Regions from separate parts of the Homo sapiens genome. Here region 1 is linked to region 2. Evidence: read pairs that join two places in POLR2A ChIA-PET (ENCODE). Cell type or tissue: PC-9. All regions are shown on one strand. Each heading gives the region's core, and the rest is flanking DNA. Links, peaks and the distances in the headings are about the cores only.

Region 1 (7,239 bases), core at 1,563-6,562, 290 kb after region 2:
GGTCCCCGGGAGGGAGCCGCATCCCACCAATGGATGAGGACACAGGAGCCCCATGGAGCTCACCCCCAGCCTGGCCTTCCCAGAACAGAAAGATGGCGGCCCCCAGGAGGCCCTCCTGGCCCTGGCCCGGGTCGGCTGAGGGCAGGGCCTGGTGACAGTTTCCGGTGTGTCCTCCGCAACAGCCTTCTCAGGCTCTCACCCTCACCCCACCCCAGAGTCTCTGTACACCCCTGCTTGGACAGCTGGGGGGCACATAGAGCATGACTCCGGCCCACCAGGGCCAGGGTGGGGGCTGCACCCCAAATGCCTTTGGCCTGAGTCCTCTAGCGGTTGGGAGGAGCCACCCTGACAGGGGCATCAGGTGATGTCCTAATTGCATCCAGTTAGGATCCAGTAGGCCTCAGTGGGCCCCAATAGCAGCTGGGGCCAGGCCTGGAGGAGGGGATCTGAGCCCTGGGCCGGCCGGGCAGCTACGCAGGACTCTGCGGGGCCGGGCATGGCCTGGCGTTTCACACGACCCAGTCCCATCCCTGGGCCTCAGTCTTCTGTGTGTGGAACAGGAACACCCCCTTGAGGGCTGTGGTGAGGACCCGATGATACTGGCGAAGTGCCCTGGGCCCAGCTGGCCCTCCTGTCTTGGTCCCGGGGCATGGTGGGAAGGGAGCTGGGGGGCAGAGTGTGGCAGGGTCATCCCCCTCCTGACTTCCTGGCGTGGCATTGAGTTGGGAAAGGTTGCAAAGGGGTGAGCTCTCCTGAACTGGTGGCCCAGGCAGCTGGGGAGGGGCAGCACAGCGCAGAGTGCCCCTGCTGGGTGCTGGGTGGGGCACCAGTGTCCAGAACGCTCAACACAGCCCTCCCCTTGGGGCTGCAAGGCCCCCACCCCATATTAGCCTGGCAGCACTGGGGATGTGGCACCAACACCTTCCAGTGGAAGTGTCTGTGACGGGAGGTGAAGGCTGGGTATTTAAACATCTGGAACCAGCTCTGAAGGCCAGGCCCGCTGTGGGGGGTTTGGGTTCCAGCCAGCCGCGCAGCGTGGGAAGGATCACAGCAGTGTGGGCCAGTGGAGAGCGGTGGCTGGCTCCAAGTACAGATTCTGCCTCAGTTTCTCCATGGGTGTCTTGGGGGCTGGTCTTCCTCAGCCCCAGCTGCCTGCCCTTCTCGCCCCCCCACAGCTCATTTCTGCAGGTGGCCCTCCCTCCAGCCCCGGCTGGGCCCCTTCCCTGTGGCTGAGTTACCCCCGGCCTGCCCCTGCCAGTGGGGCTCCTGCTCCCACGGGGGCATCCTTCACACATTTTTTCCCAAACCGCCCCTCTCCCGCGTCATCACAGCTCCTTGGATTTACATCGGCCAGAGCAGCAGGCCTGGGCCTCCTGTTCACCAGCCATCCCTGTCACTGAAGCTGGTGTGCCCTGGGGCAGGGTCAGGGATGTGGCACAGAAGGCTGCCCGGCAAGTGCCTGAGGAAAGAGGGAAAGTCTGAATGCACAGAAACAAACACATCAACAGATGCTATTCACAGCTCACGAGAATCCCATGATATCCCCATTTACAGAAGTAGTGGGCACAGAGAGGTTAAGCAACTTGCCTGGAGTCACACAGCCTGGAAGTGGCAGAGCTGGGATTTGAAGTCAGATGAGTGACAGCCTTCAGCAGCAGGCCCTTTCCCTGAAAAATGGGACCTCCTGGAGGCTGGATAAGGCCTCAGTGGAGACACTGTGGCCCTCACAGCAAGTCTGACAGACACACAAACAGAGACTTCAGGTCTTGCCCTGGGAGGAGAAGGAGCTGGCCCTGCTTCCTCTCCTGCCTGGGGAAGGATGTGCACACACCAGGAAGCCACCAAGAGGGGCTCAGATCCCAGCAGGTTTGCCCTTGGCCTGGGCCCCAGACCCCCCTGTGGTCCTAGGTCTGAGGACCTGCCTGGGGACAGGGCTGGGCCGCTGGTCCCAGGGCCTTGCAGCCCCAAGGGGAGGGCTGTGTTGGGCATCCTTGAAACTGGTGCCCCACCCAGCACCCTGACGTACTCCCCTGGGGGTCAGCTCTCCACAGCAGCTGAGGTTGGAGGGCTTAGGGGCCCCAGAAGTGCCTTGCCGGTCAGTCACCCTCAGAGCACCAGGGAGGACTCTCCCAGGAGCTTATTAGAAATGGAGGGTCCAGCCGGGCGCAGTGGCTCACACCTGTAATCCCAGCACTTTGGGAGGCCGAGGCGGGAGGATCACGCGATCAGGAAATCAAGAACATCCTGGCTAATACGGTGAAACCCAGTCTCTACTAAAAATACAGAAAATTAGCCAGGTGTGGTGGCAGGCGACTGTAGTCCTAGCTACTCGAGAGGCTGAGGCAGGAGAATGGCATGAACCCGGGAGGCGGAGCTTGCAGTGAGCTGAGATCGCACCACTGCACTCCAGCCTGGGTGACAGAGCGAGACTCCATCTCAAAAAAAAAAAAAAAAAAAAAAAAAAGAAATGGAGGGTCCTGGCCAGGCACCGTGGCTCACGCCTGTAATCCCAGCACTTTGGGAGGCCAAGGCGGGCAGATCACAAGGTCAGGAGTTCGAGACCAGCCTGGGCGACATGGTGAAACCCCTGTCTCTACTAAAAATACAAAAATTAGCCAGGCATGGTGGCGCAGGCCTGTAATCCCAGCTACTCAGGAGGCTGAGGCAGGAGAATCACTTGAACCTGGGAGGCAGAGGTTGCAGTGAGCCGAGATTGCGCCACTGCACTCCAGCCTGGGCAACAGAATCGAAACTCCATCTCAAAAAAAAAAGAAAGAAAGAAACAAGCCCCTGAACTCTGCTCCCTCTCCTGTCTCCAACTCACGAGGAGGAGCAGGCAGGCTCGTGGCTTATCTGCAAGGCTGTTGTAGTCGGGCGGGTCGGGGGACATAGGGTAATCCCTCCAGCGTCCTATCGATGTCCCTGGTCACCCTCCGCAGTGATTGCACGAAGAGCTTTCACTGAGCACTCCAGCTGTCCCGAGAGCTGTCAGGGGATCTCACCTGCTCAGGACTCCTCGTTTTGCAGTGGAGGAAAGTGAGGCACAGAGAAGTTATGTAATTTGTCTAGAAGTATGTAACACAGCTGGCATGCATAGGAGCCGGGATTCGAACCCAAGCCATCAGGCCCAGAACCCCTGCTCTTAACCATGAAAGTTATATGTCTTCTTGTGTAAAACAGCTGGAGCCCCCATCACGCGACAGGGAGAATGGCCATCTTTCTTCCCTGGGTCCTACAGGAAGTCCAGGCACCCCAGGGGCTTCCTCCATTCTGAAGAAAGACTAGGAAAACCTCTGTCCCAGGACACCCTTCTCTGCCGCCCACTGCCCGGCTGCTGGGGCTGCCTCACTGAGGTAGGTGTCAAGGGCACAGGAGGGGAGGGGTGCTCCCAGGGCCTGGCTGCCAGGGAATTTACATGCCCTAGAGTCACAATGCTTCATCTGGCTGGGAGCAGTGGCTCACGCCTGTAATCCCAGCACTTTGGGAGGCCGAGGCAGGTGGATCACGAGGTCAGGAGATCGAGACCATCCTGGCTAACAGGGTGAAACCCCGTCTCTACTAAAAATACAAAAAATTAGCCGGGCGTGATGGTGGGCGCCTGTAGTCCCAGCTACTTGGGAAGCTGAGGCAGGAGAAGGGCATGAACCCGGGAGGCAGAGCTTGCAGTGAACTGAGATCACGCCACTGCACTCCAGCCTGGGCAACAGGGCGAGACTCCATCGCAAAAAAAAAAAAAAAAAAAAAGAAAGAAAGAAAAAAGGAAAAAACAAGGCTTCATCTGCCCTTGCTGAAGTCTCCCCTTCCCCAGCACTCCCTCCACAGGCCTGGATCACAACCACATCCCCCTGCAGTTTCCCCAGTGCCTCTCCCCTCCCTGCCTGCCCCTCAGAGGGGTCAGGGCAGCAAGTAGCCTTGCAGGAAGGAACAGGGTGGCCTGGGGGCTCCTAGAGAGTCTCCCCCGAGCCACAGACTATCCACTCCAGCAAGGCATCCAGGCTCCCGTGTCACCAGAGGACAGATCGTTTTTTGTTTGTTTGTTTGAGACAGAGTCTTGTTCTGTCACCCAGGCTGGAGTGCAGTGGCGCAATCTCAGCTCACCGCAACCTCTGCCTCCTGGGTTCAAATGATTCTCCTGCCTCAGCCTCCCGAGTAGCTGGGATTACAGGCATGCGCCACCACGCCTGGCTAATTTTTGTATTTTTAGTAGACACGGGGGTTTCACCATGTCGCCCAGGCTGGTCTCGAACTCCTGACCTTGTGATCTGCCCGCCTCGGCTTCCCGAAGTGCTGGGATTACAGGCGTGAGACAAAACACCTGCCCCCCCCCTTTTTTTTTTCTCTGAGATACAGTCTCTGTTGCCCAGGATGGAGTGCAGTGGTGCCATCTCGGCTCACTGCAACCTCCACCTCCCGGTTCAAGTGATTCTCCTGCCTCAGCCTCAATAATAGCTGGGATTACAGGCACCTGCCACCATGCCCAGCTAATTTTTGTATTTTTAGTAGATATGGGGTTTCACCATGTTGGGCAGGCTGGTCTCGAACTCCCGACCTCAGGTGGGCCCACCTCAGCCTCACAAAGTGCTGGGATTACAGGCTAAGCCACCGCGTCTGGCCCAGTTTTTTTGTTTGTTTGCTTTTGTTTTTGAGACTGAGTCTCACTCTGTCGCCCAGGCTGGAGCGCAGTGGCGCGATCTTGGCTCACTGCGAGATCTGCCTCCTGGGTTCATGCCATTCTCTTGCCTCAGTCTCCCGAGTAGCTGGGACTACAGGTGTCCGCCACCACATCTGGCGAATTTTTTTTTTGTATTATTAGTAGAGACGGGGTTTCACTGTGTTAGCCAGGATGGTCTCGATCTGCTGACCTTGTGATCTACCCGTCTTGGCCTCCCAAAGTGCTGGGATTACAGGTGTGAGCCACCGCGCCCAGCCTGGCCCGGTTTTTGTAAATAAGTAAATATACATCTTTTTTTTTTTTTTTTTTGAGACAGAGTCTCGCTCTGTCACCCAGGCTGGAGTGCAGTGGCGCGATCTCAGCTCACCACAAGCTCTGCCTCCTGGGTTCACGCTATTCTCCTGCCTCAGCCTCCCGAGTAGCTGGGACTACAGGTGCCCGCCACCACGCCGGGCTGAGTTTTTGTATTTTTAGTAGAGACGGGGTTTCACCGTGTTAGCCAAGGTGGTCTCGATCTCCTGACCTCGTGATCCTCCCGCCGTGGCCTCCCAAAGTGCTGGGATTACAGGCCACCGTGCCCGGCAATTTACATATATTTTTTGCAGAGAGGGAGTATCGCCATGTTGCCCAGGCTGGTCTTGAACTCCTGTGCTGAAGGGATCCTCCCATCTCAGTCTCCCAAAGTGTTGAGTTGTGTGAACCAGAGCAACTCCATCTTGAGCAGGGGCTGAGTAAAATGAAGCTGAGACCTACTGGGCTGCAATCCCAGGAGGTTAAGACATTCTAAGTCACAGGATGAGATAGGAGGTCGGCACAAGATACAGGTCACAAAGACTTTGCTGATGAAACAGGCTGCAGTAAAGAAGCTGGCCAACACCCACCAAAACCAAGATGGCGATTAAGAGTGACCTCAGGGCGTCCTCACTGCTACACTCCCACCAGCACCATGAAAGTTTACAAATGCCATGGCAACGTCAGGAAGTTACCCTATATGGTCTAAAATGGGGAGGCATGAATAATACACCCTCTATTTAGCATGTAATCAAGAAATAACCATAAAAATGGGCAAGCTTGGCCAGGCATGGTGGCTTAGGCCTGTAATCCCAGCACTTTGGGAGGCCAAGGCAGGGAGATCATCTGAGGTCAGGAGTTCTAGACCAGACAGGCCAACATGGGGAAACCCCGTCTCTACTAAAAATACAAAAAGTTAGCCAGGCGTGGTGGCTCATGCCTGTAATCCCAACTGCTCTGGAGGCTGAGGCAGGAGAATCGCTTGAATACAGCAGGCAGAGGTTGCAGGGAGCCAAGATCATGCCACTGCACTCCAGCCTGGGAAACAGAGGGAGACTCCATCTTAGAAACAAACAAACAAAAGGGCAACTAGCTGCCTTCGGACCTGCTCTGCCTTAGCCATTCTTTTTTTTTTTGAGATGGAGTCTTGCTCTGTTGCCCAGTCTGGAGTGCAGTGGCACAGTCTGGGCTCACTGCAACCTCTGTCTCTTGGGTTCAAGAGATTCTCCTGCCTCAGCCTCCCGAGTAGCTGGGATTACAGGTGCCTGCCACCATGCCCGGCTAATTTTTTGTATTTTTAGCAGAGGCATGATTTCTCCATGTTGGCCAGGCTCGTCTTGAACTCCTGACCTTGTGATCTGCCTGCCTCAGCCTCCCAAATTGTTGGGATTATAGGCATGAGCCACCGCGCCCAGCCCAGAACAGGCAACATTTTTTTTTTTTTTTTTTTGAGACGGAGTCTCACTCTGTCGCCAGGGCTGGAGTGCAGTGGCGCGATCTTGGCTCACTGCAACCTCCGCCTCCTGGGTTCAAGCGATTCTCCTGCCTCAGCCTCCCAAGTTGCTGGGATTACATGTGCCTGTCATTATGCCCAGGTAATTTTTTTGTATTTTTAGTAGAGACGGGGTTTCACCGTGTTGGCCAGGCTGCTCTCGAACTCCTGACCTGGAGATTCACTCGCCTCGGCCTCCTAAAGTGCTGGGATTACAGGCGTTAGCCACCGTGCCTGGCCAGGCAACTTTTAAACCCAAGCAGCTTCTGTTCTTGTCTTTGACCACCCTGGGCTCCCTGCGCCAGAGTCTCAAAATGTCAAGGCAGGGAGTGTCCTTGGAGATGATCTTTCTACATCCTCATTTCAAAGACAGGCAGGAGCTCAGAGAGGTGAAGGGATTTGCCCAAGGACACACAGCTTCTCAGTGATTACATCAGCTATTGCTCACGGTCCTCCACTTCCACTCCCCACCTCCACCTCCCACAGAGATCCAAGGGATTAGAAGCTGATATTTTATCAGGGCATTTGCTGCCTGGAATTAAGACATTTCCCAGCCTCCCTTACACATAGGTGTGGCCATGTGACTAATTTTTGGCCTCAATGTAAGGAGTGTGTTTGACTTCATAAAGAGTTCTTAAAGGGAAAGGCACACTCTACTCCCTTCTCACTTCTGGGAATGCAGATAAAATGGCAGGAGTTTCAGCAACCATTTTGAACACGAAGTGATCTCAGAAATGAAAACTATTCATGTGGCCCAGTGCAGTGGCTCATGCCTGTAATCCCA
Region 2 (7,239 bases), core at 893-5,892:
TTTTAAGACGAAAAGTTCCATCCAGATTAATGTAACTGTCATTGCTTAAGTTAAAGAAATGAATATATTCTATGCGTATCTACACCTCTGAAACCAACTACGTTTAGCAAATCAAAGAAAAAGCAGATCTCTTCAAAGAACATCTTCAATAATTCACTTATATAGGGCATTTGTCAAGACTAAATAAGATAAGTCTTCAAACGTCAAAAGGGTCATTAACAAGAAATAAAGTTTTATTTCTTAGGTTCAAAAGAGGTCTATTCAATCATAATTCTTTACCTTGATTAGGGATATTCATAAACATTTAAAATACATATATGCATGATCTGTAAAGTCCCTTACCTTCTTATAATCCACCATCTGAACACAGAGATGAAAACAAAATTATCGTGCACAAACTGCAAAGACATCTTCAGCTTCACGTTCCCAGGAAGCCCACTGCATCAGTAAGTTGACAGAGCTGCTGCAGGACATGCTGTGCCAGCCACAGCATTCACAGAATCGCGTACGTTCTAATCACTAAACTGCCAGGTCCGGAGGAGTATTACCTTCATTATCTCCTCCTTCCGACTGCAGGCAACAGTCAGCAGTTGTGAAGGGGAGCAAAAGGCTTCACCACGAGTTGTTTCCATATTAACAAGGACTTTGGTAACCGCTGCATTGCAGTCTTTCTGAAAGCTACCAACCTCAGAAGCAAAAGCGCTGGAGAGAGACTCTCTGGCACAGGAAGCAGTCTTTCCAATCACGAAGATTTTTAAAGAATCTTTAAAAAATGCTGTGAACACCTGAGGCTTCTTCTAGATTTCCTACCTGTCTCCTAGAGGTTGACTGGTTTGTGTTTTTTACTGGAGGATGGCTGTGACAACTGGCCGTGCGGGGTGGGAATGCGGAAACGAGTGCGCTGTGCGCTACGACGCCCCCTCTCCGGGCTCAGGTACGCCCTGCGGGAATCTGCACATCTGCTGCTTAGCACCAGACTCAAAGCCCCTGCTGAGGGGCTCCTGGGAATGAGCCATGATTTCCATTCCAGAAAACCAAGTACAGCAAGCACTTCCAGGTCCTCTGTGGGCAGCAATCACTGAACACCCAGCCACCTTCACAGTGTGGTAACAACCATTACGTGGTCAGAGCACTTGAAATATTAAACCACTGACCATAGAACCAAATCAGGAAAAAGAGGCTTCTGAAATAGTAGCACGCTTAGTAAATGACCTTTGGTTTTCATTCATTCATGCAATACTAAGTTTAGTGAGCACTGACCATGTGCTGTATATAAAAAGAATATTCAAATGGAGCATCCCTAATCCAAAAATCCAAACTGCTCCAAAATCCGAAACTTTCTGAGTACCAACATACCACCACAAGAGGAAAATTCCCCAACTGACCTCACGTGACGGGTCACAGTCAAAACTCTGTTTCATGCACAAAATATTTAAGAATATTGCATAAAATTACCTTCAGGCTATGTGTATAAGGTGTATATGAAAAGAATTTTGTGTTTACACTTAAGTCTCATCCCCAAGATATCCAATTATGCATATTCAAATATGCCAAAATCCGAAAAGATCAGAATCTGAAACACTTCTAGTCCCAAGCATTTCAGATAAGGGATACTCAATCTGACTGTGGGGAACCGCCGTCAGGGCGGGCACCGGTGCTCTAGGAGGAAGAGTCATGGAAAACACACCATCATGCGTGGTGGAGGAGGGCTTGGCACCGCACAGGAGGAAGAACCCGGGCCCGAGTGCACCTCCAGGACAAGGTTCTGTGAGAAAGGAACATTGAAAAGGGGCTGAAGGACGTGGACTCAGCTGGACTACAGGGAGGGCCAGGGGGAGAACACCCTCCAGATGGCTGTACACATTCCTCAGCAGGTGCGGGAGGTCCTCTGCAAGGGGACCTTGCACGCCTGTGGCCGGAGCCCGTCCCTCCCTCACAGCAGCCCGGAGCAGGTACAGCCACCGCCACCACCACTGACAGAGCCTATGTCTGGGACCTGAGGCCTCCATTTGCCCAAGGCACATGGTGACCACGGGGAGGCACCAGGGCATGGACACAGCAGGGCAGCTCTGTGTTGTGCGACCTCACCACGCCGCCACCCATAAGTAACAGCTGTCCTTTGGCAGCCCTGGCACCCCTGACAGAGGTGACAGTCCACGCGGCCTCTGCTCAGATGGTTTTCTTCCACCCTATGTCCAGAGCCCAGCCGGACCCTGAACAGGTGTGAGGTGAAGGACTGCACGAATGAATAAACAAATTAAAGAATCTACTGGTCACTCCCCAATTCTAGTAACAGGAAATGACATGTCAGACCTCTGCCAATGTTATGCTGTTCTCTGATGAAAATGGCCCTTCTTTGCCTTGTCTCTGGCTACCTAACCTACTTCACATCTCAGGCTCTGGAATCTTCTCCTCCAGGACGTCTTCACTGACTCCCTTCCCACCCCTGGCAGCAAGGCCCTTTCCCTGAGCTCCCCCGACCTCCAGCAGCTCCCATGCTGTCCTGAAGCGGCGGCTCTGCAGCTGCCCCCGCACAGAAGCCCTGCAGTGGCGGTCAGGGTGGTATCTGCGGTGCTCAACGTGTTCCTTCTGCTGCCACATTCCTGGAGGACTCACCACATGTCAGCCACCTGCTCCACACGCACAACTCACTTGTTCCTCTGTGAGGCGGCTCCACCAGACAGACGAGGATGCTGAGGCACAGTCAGTTCAAGCAGAAGAGCCAGGATTTACACCCAGGAACCAGCCTCCTCCAGCCACATCCTAACCTCCCCTTCTGCTTTTGTAGATACCCAAAACAGAGTTCACTGACACCAACTGGAAAAGACGTTGTTACCTCACGGGGGTGGGAGGGATTCGAGTTACAGAAAAACTTTTAAGGAAATACAGCAGTCTTCCTCCCCCATCCTTCCCTCTTACTGTGAGATATGAATGAATGAACACATTTGGCCACAGCAGACATGCCTCCGCGTAAATTCCTGACAGGGAACACCTACGGCCTACAGGAGATGAGGAGAGAAGAGAAGGCACAAAGAGGTAGCGTGAGGTGGTTTCCTTTTGCCATCACCGTGCTTCAGAGAGACTCACTCAAGCAGTTTAAAAGCCTCAGAGGAACTTTCATCAAGCGCTTCTAGACGTATTTAGGTGCCACTCTGGGCACTCCCCACAGAAGTTCCAGAAGAACTCTGACTTTCAAGTCAGGGATCAAGGCTTGTTCTCTGTGGCAGCGCCACTCTCACCAGCCTCCAGTGGTGGCAGCGCTGCAGGATGACTCTTCCCCCATTGATCTGTCCGTCCTGTGACGCTGACCCACACGGCCAGAAGCCCAAGCGTAGCCTGAGTGGGCTCTCCGTGGGGGATCTCGAGCAGTGGGAAGGTCCCACACCAACACTCTTGTGCCTCCTGGAACAGCCAGCGCCTACAGAGGAGGGCCCCACAGCTGGCCCAGGGCTGAAGGGAGTGTCCACTGGTGGGAAGAGACGGGCAGGGGCGCAACCTGCCTCCAAGGGGTGGCAGAAGGTCCCAGAAGGAGCACACCACAGGACCCTTCCAACTGCCTCTCAATTCGACCATCTGATTAAGGGCAGCAAGGTTTGGTGCACGGGTGCCAGGTCCCCGCAGGCCTGTGAAGGTGGCTTCCTACTGTCTCCAGTTTACAGTTGAGGTGGCAGCGAGGCTTTAACAGGAGAAATCACTTTCCAAGTGCACCAGTGGGTGCTCCAGCAAAGCTGCTTGGCTCTGAGCGGCCTGACGCTTTGGACTTGGCATGACCTCCTCCTGGCGAAGGCACGGCCCGGTGTCCTCACAGCGTGGGCAGAGCAGAAAGGGCATGCTGCCTCCCTCTGGCACTGACTCCTCCTAACCAACCGCTCACTCCTTCTGGATCCCAGATTCCTTGTCTAAGAAAGGAGTAAGACCTATCCTACAAACCACATGATGTTGATTTTCAACTGACTGAATGCATTCTCTTTCTGCAGGAAGAGAATCGTGTCTACTCACAATTCACATGAGTCACCTGGTGTGTAAAAGGATTAGCTGTCTCAAAATGTAAGGCATGACTGTTACCAAATAGAGCCACAAGGCACTCAGTAATATTTTCAACCTTAATTCAGCTTAGATATATGATGAGAGACCTACAGGGCTCTTACCATTAACTAGAATGACCATGGCAAATCCTGCCCCTTTATTAAATAGTAGTAATGAAATTAGTAATTTAGCTCAGGCAGACTAGCTAACATCATTAACGCGCATTTACATGAATTTGATGCAAACTATGGAAACATCCCAATAGGTCTCATTTAGACACTTAAAATGCTAAAGGGCAACCCTACTATCTGCAGGTATTTTTCACTTCAAAAACAGGCAACTCAGTCACCAAAATTAACAAGAAAAAATCCAAGTAATCGGCATTCCGCCTGAAGGGAAAACATAGACAAATCATTCATATTCACTCTAGGTGCCACTGGGGCCACAGAACAAAGGATGTCCCCAAGAGGAAGCAGAGAGAAGAAAAATAATATAAAATACACACAAAATTTATTTGGCTTAGATACATACTTATTTACCAAAAATCTATACAGGATAAGACCATTTCATGACCACCAGATGTGATCTGGTCTTAGGAAGGAAAGAGACTGCAATTCTGCCTGTTTCTCTAGGCAACAGAGGGTCTCAGGGGCTTTAAACATGACACAAGAAGTCGCTAGGTCAGCAACAAAGGTCAAACAAGCCCCAGTCACAAGTAGCAAACTGTCTGTACAAACATAAATGGGAATCTGAACTGTAGGTAAAAGAAGCAGCAAAAGCAGATACAAACAACCTAGGTATATTCCCAAGAGAAATGACATGTCCACACAAAAACCTGTACATGAATGTTCACAGCAGCGCTATCACACAACAGCCAAAAAGTAGAAACAACCCAAACGTCTATCAATGGACTAACAAATACATAAAATGTGGAACATCCACACAATGGAATAATATTCGACATTAACAAGGAACAACCGATGCATACATGCACAATATGAATGAAAATATGGTGCTTAGTGACAGAGACTGCACACAGAAAACACATCCTGTCAACCGCATTTCCATAGAATGTCCAAAGTAGGCAATGGCTGCACAACTCTGTGAATATACTAAAAACCACAGACATGGACACTTTAAATAGGTAATTGTATGGAATGTGACGATTTCAATAAAGTTATTTTTTAAAAGCGGACACAATCAAGCCAAAGGCCAAACATCCAATAGACACCACTTAATGAGATGCAGGTCACCCAATCAATTAAAAAACAACAAGAAAACGTTACTGCAAGTTTCCACTATGCCAAAAGATGCATTACTTTTGGGGTACTCCTTCCAAAAATGTTAAATAAGCTTCTCACTAGTCAAAACAATTCATAATTCCTGTGAGAACTCCCCCTCTCCCAAATCTAAAAGTTCAACAACTTCTCAAGAAAAAAGTTGATCTTAATTTTAATATAAAATATAAGTCACATATTTGTGCAAATGTAGCACTTTTAATCATGAGGGAGAGGTGTCGCTATGGAACTTATCAACACTCTCCCCCAAGAAAGTATTCATTTACTTGATTCTGTCTACTATGAAATAAATAATACCTGAATCTTTAAGACCCAGAAACATTTCAGAAGGTTTGAGGTCAAAGAAAACACATTAACTCAACATAATGCTCACAAGAACGAAAATAAGCCTATGCATAAAATAAACAACTAAATGATGGTGGAAAGACCACATTCCCTAAACCTAACAAAAGCTCCCCGCTCATTCCCACCCACTGCCATCTGTCTACCTCAAACTCTTCAACAACCCAACTCACAGAAAGCACCTAGTCAATGTGGTAACATAAGCACAATCCTGTAATTGGCTCAAATCATCATTACAATAACATGTGTTTCTTTTTTTTTTTTTTGAGATGGAGTTTCACTCTTGTTGCCTAGGCTGGAGTGCAATGGCGTGATCTCGGCTCACCGCAACCTCTGCCTCCCGGGTTCAAGCAACTCTCCTGCCTCAGCCTCCCCAGTAGCTGGAATTACAGGCATGTGCCACCATGCCCGGCTAATTTTGTATTTTTAGTAGAGACAGGGTTTCTCCATGTTGGTCAGGCTGGGTCTCGAACTCCTGACCTCAGGTGATCCACCCGCCTTCACCTCCCAAAGTGCTGGGATTACAGGCATAAGCCACAGCGCCCGGCCAGCATGTGTTTCTGTTTTCCGCAGGAAGAGAATCATGTCGACTCACAATTCACAATGAGTCAACCGGTGTGTAAAATATTTTACATAATGGGAAAATTTATTGTGACCCAAAAGTTCAGTGTGTTCTCATTAAGTTACCAGAAATTACAGATGTGAAGATACTCCTGTTAACTTAACCAAAATCAAGAAAAGAAACTACTTTAGATACGCACACATTTTCAGTTTGGTAGATCTGATTCTTTTTATGATACTGCATTTCAAGTTACTCAGATTGGTAAATTCATAGCTTAAATACTAAATAGAGAAAATCTGCATATTGACAACATAGGTAATTTAAGACTGGTTTTGGCACTGCGTCACTTACTACCTATATAGCTAAGCTCTGTCAAAACCTGACAGGGACAGCTTCAGTTTTTGTAAATACTCGCATGGTGAAATGGTTTTTCCAAAGTTATGATACCATCTAAAGTGCTAATGGAGCCTTCCCATTGTGCTTCACGGTGAATAACATATTTCTGTGGAAAATCTTATAGTGTTGCATCCATTTAACATTTTCCCAGAATACATTCAGGTTTTTTTAATCCCGAAGAAAACATTTAAACAATTAAAACACATAAAATTTTTCTATTATGACCTTTTAAAAAACCCTCAGTCTTTTATTTTATTGTATTTTATTTTATTTGAGATGGAGTCTCACTCTGTCATCCAGGCTGGAGTGCAGTGGCACAATCTTGGCTCACTGCAACCTCCGCCTCCAGGGTTCAAGCAATTCTTTTGTCTCAGCCTCTCGAATAGCTAGGATTACAGGCACACGCCACCACACCCGGCTAATTTTTATATTTTTAGTAGAGACTGGGTTTCACCATATTGGCCAGGCTGGTCTCGAACTCCCGACCTCATGATCTGCCTGCCTCGGGCTCCCAAAGTGCTGGGATTACAGGCGTGAGCCACCGTGCCCGGCCACAAAACCCTGAGTATTTAAAGGCCACACTTGGAAACGGACATGTTTATGCATGCAATACAG

What was found. ChIA-PET counts read pairs that join two places held together with the same protein. Peaks named below come from ENCODE experiments on the same cell type or tissue, not always from the same donor. Only the 100,000 strongest peaks of a DNase experiment are listed, where the experiment ranks them.
Region 1: POLR2A ChIA-PET joins it to region 2 with 5 read pairs; 2 of 35 experiments call an interaction of 5 or more read pairs at or near these places.

What each region holds. Positions count from the first base shown.
Region 1 is chr14:102,532,160-102,539,398 of GRCh38, reverse strand. No RefSeq gene overlaps it. Among named protein-coding and RNA genes, the nearest start is that of MIR4309, 3.9 kb to the left of the region's middle. In PC-9, for the core only: no CTCF peak of the experiment used is centred there; no DNase peak of the experiment used is centred there; H3K27ac peaks cover 182 bases.
Region 2 is chr14:102,821,700-102,828,938 of GRCh38, reverse strand. All of the region lies in intron 1 of TRAF3 (TNF receptor associated factor 3), which reads right to left. Among named protein-coding and RNA genes, the nearest start is that of TRAF3, 48 kb to the right of the region's middle. RefSeq lists an enhancer at 374-873. In PC-9, for the core only: no CTCF peak of the experiment used is centred there; DNase peaks (open chromatin) are centred at 1,458 and 3,978; H3K27ac peaks cover 563 bases.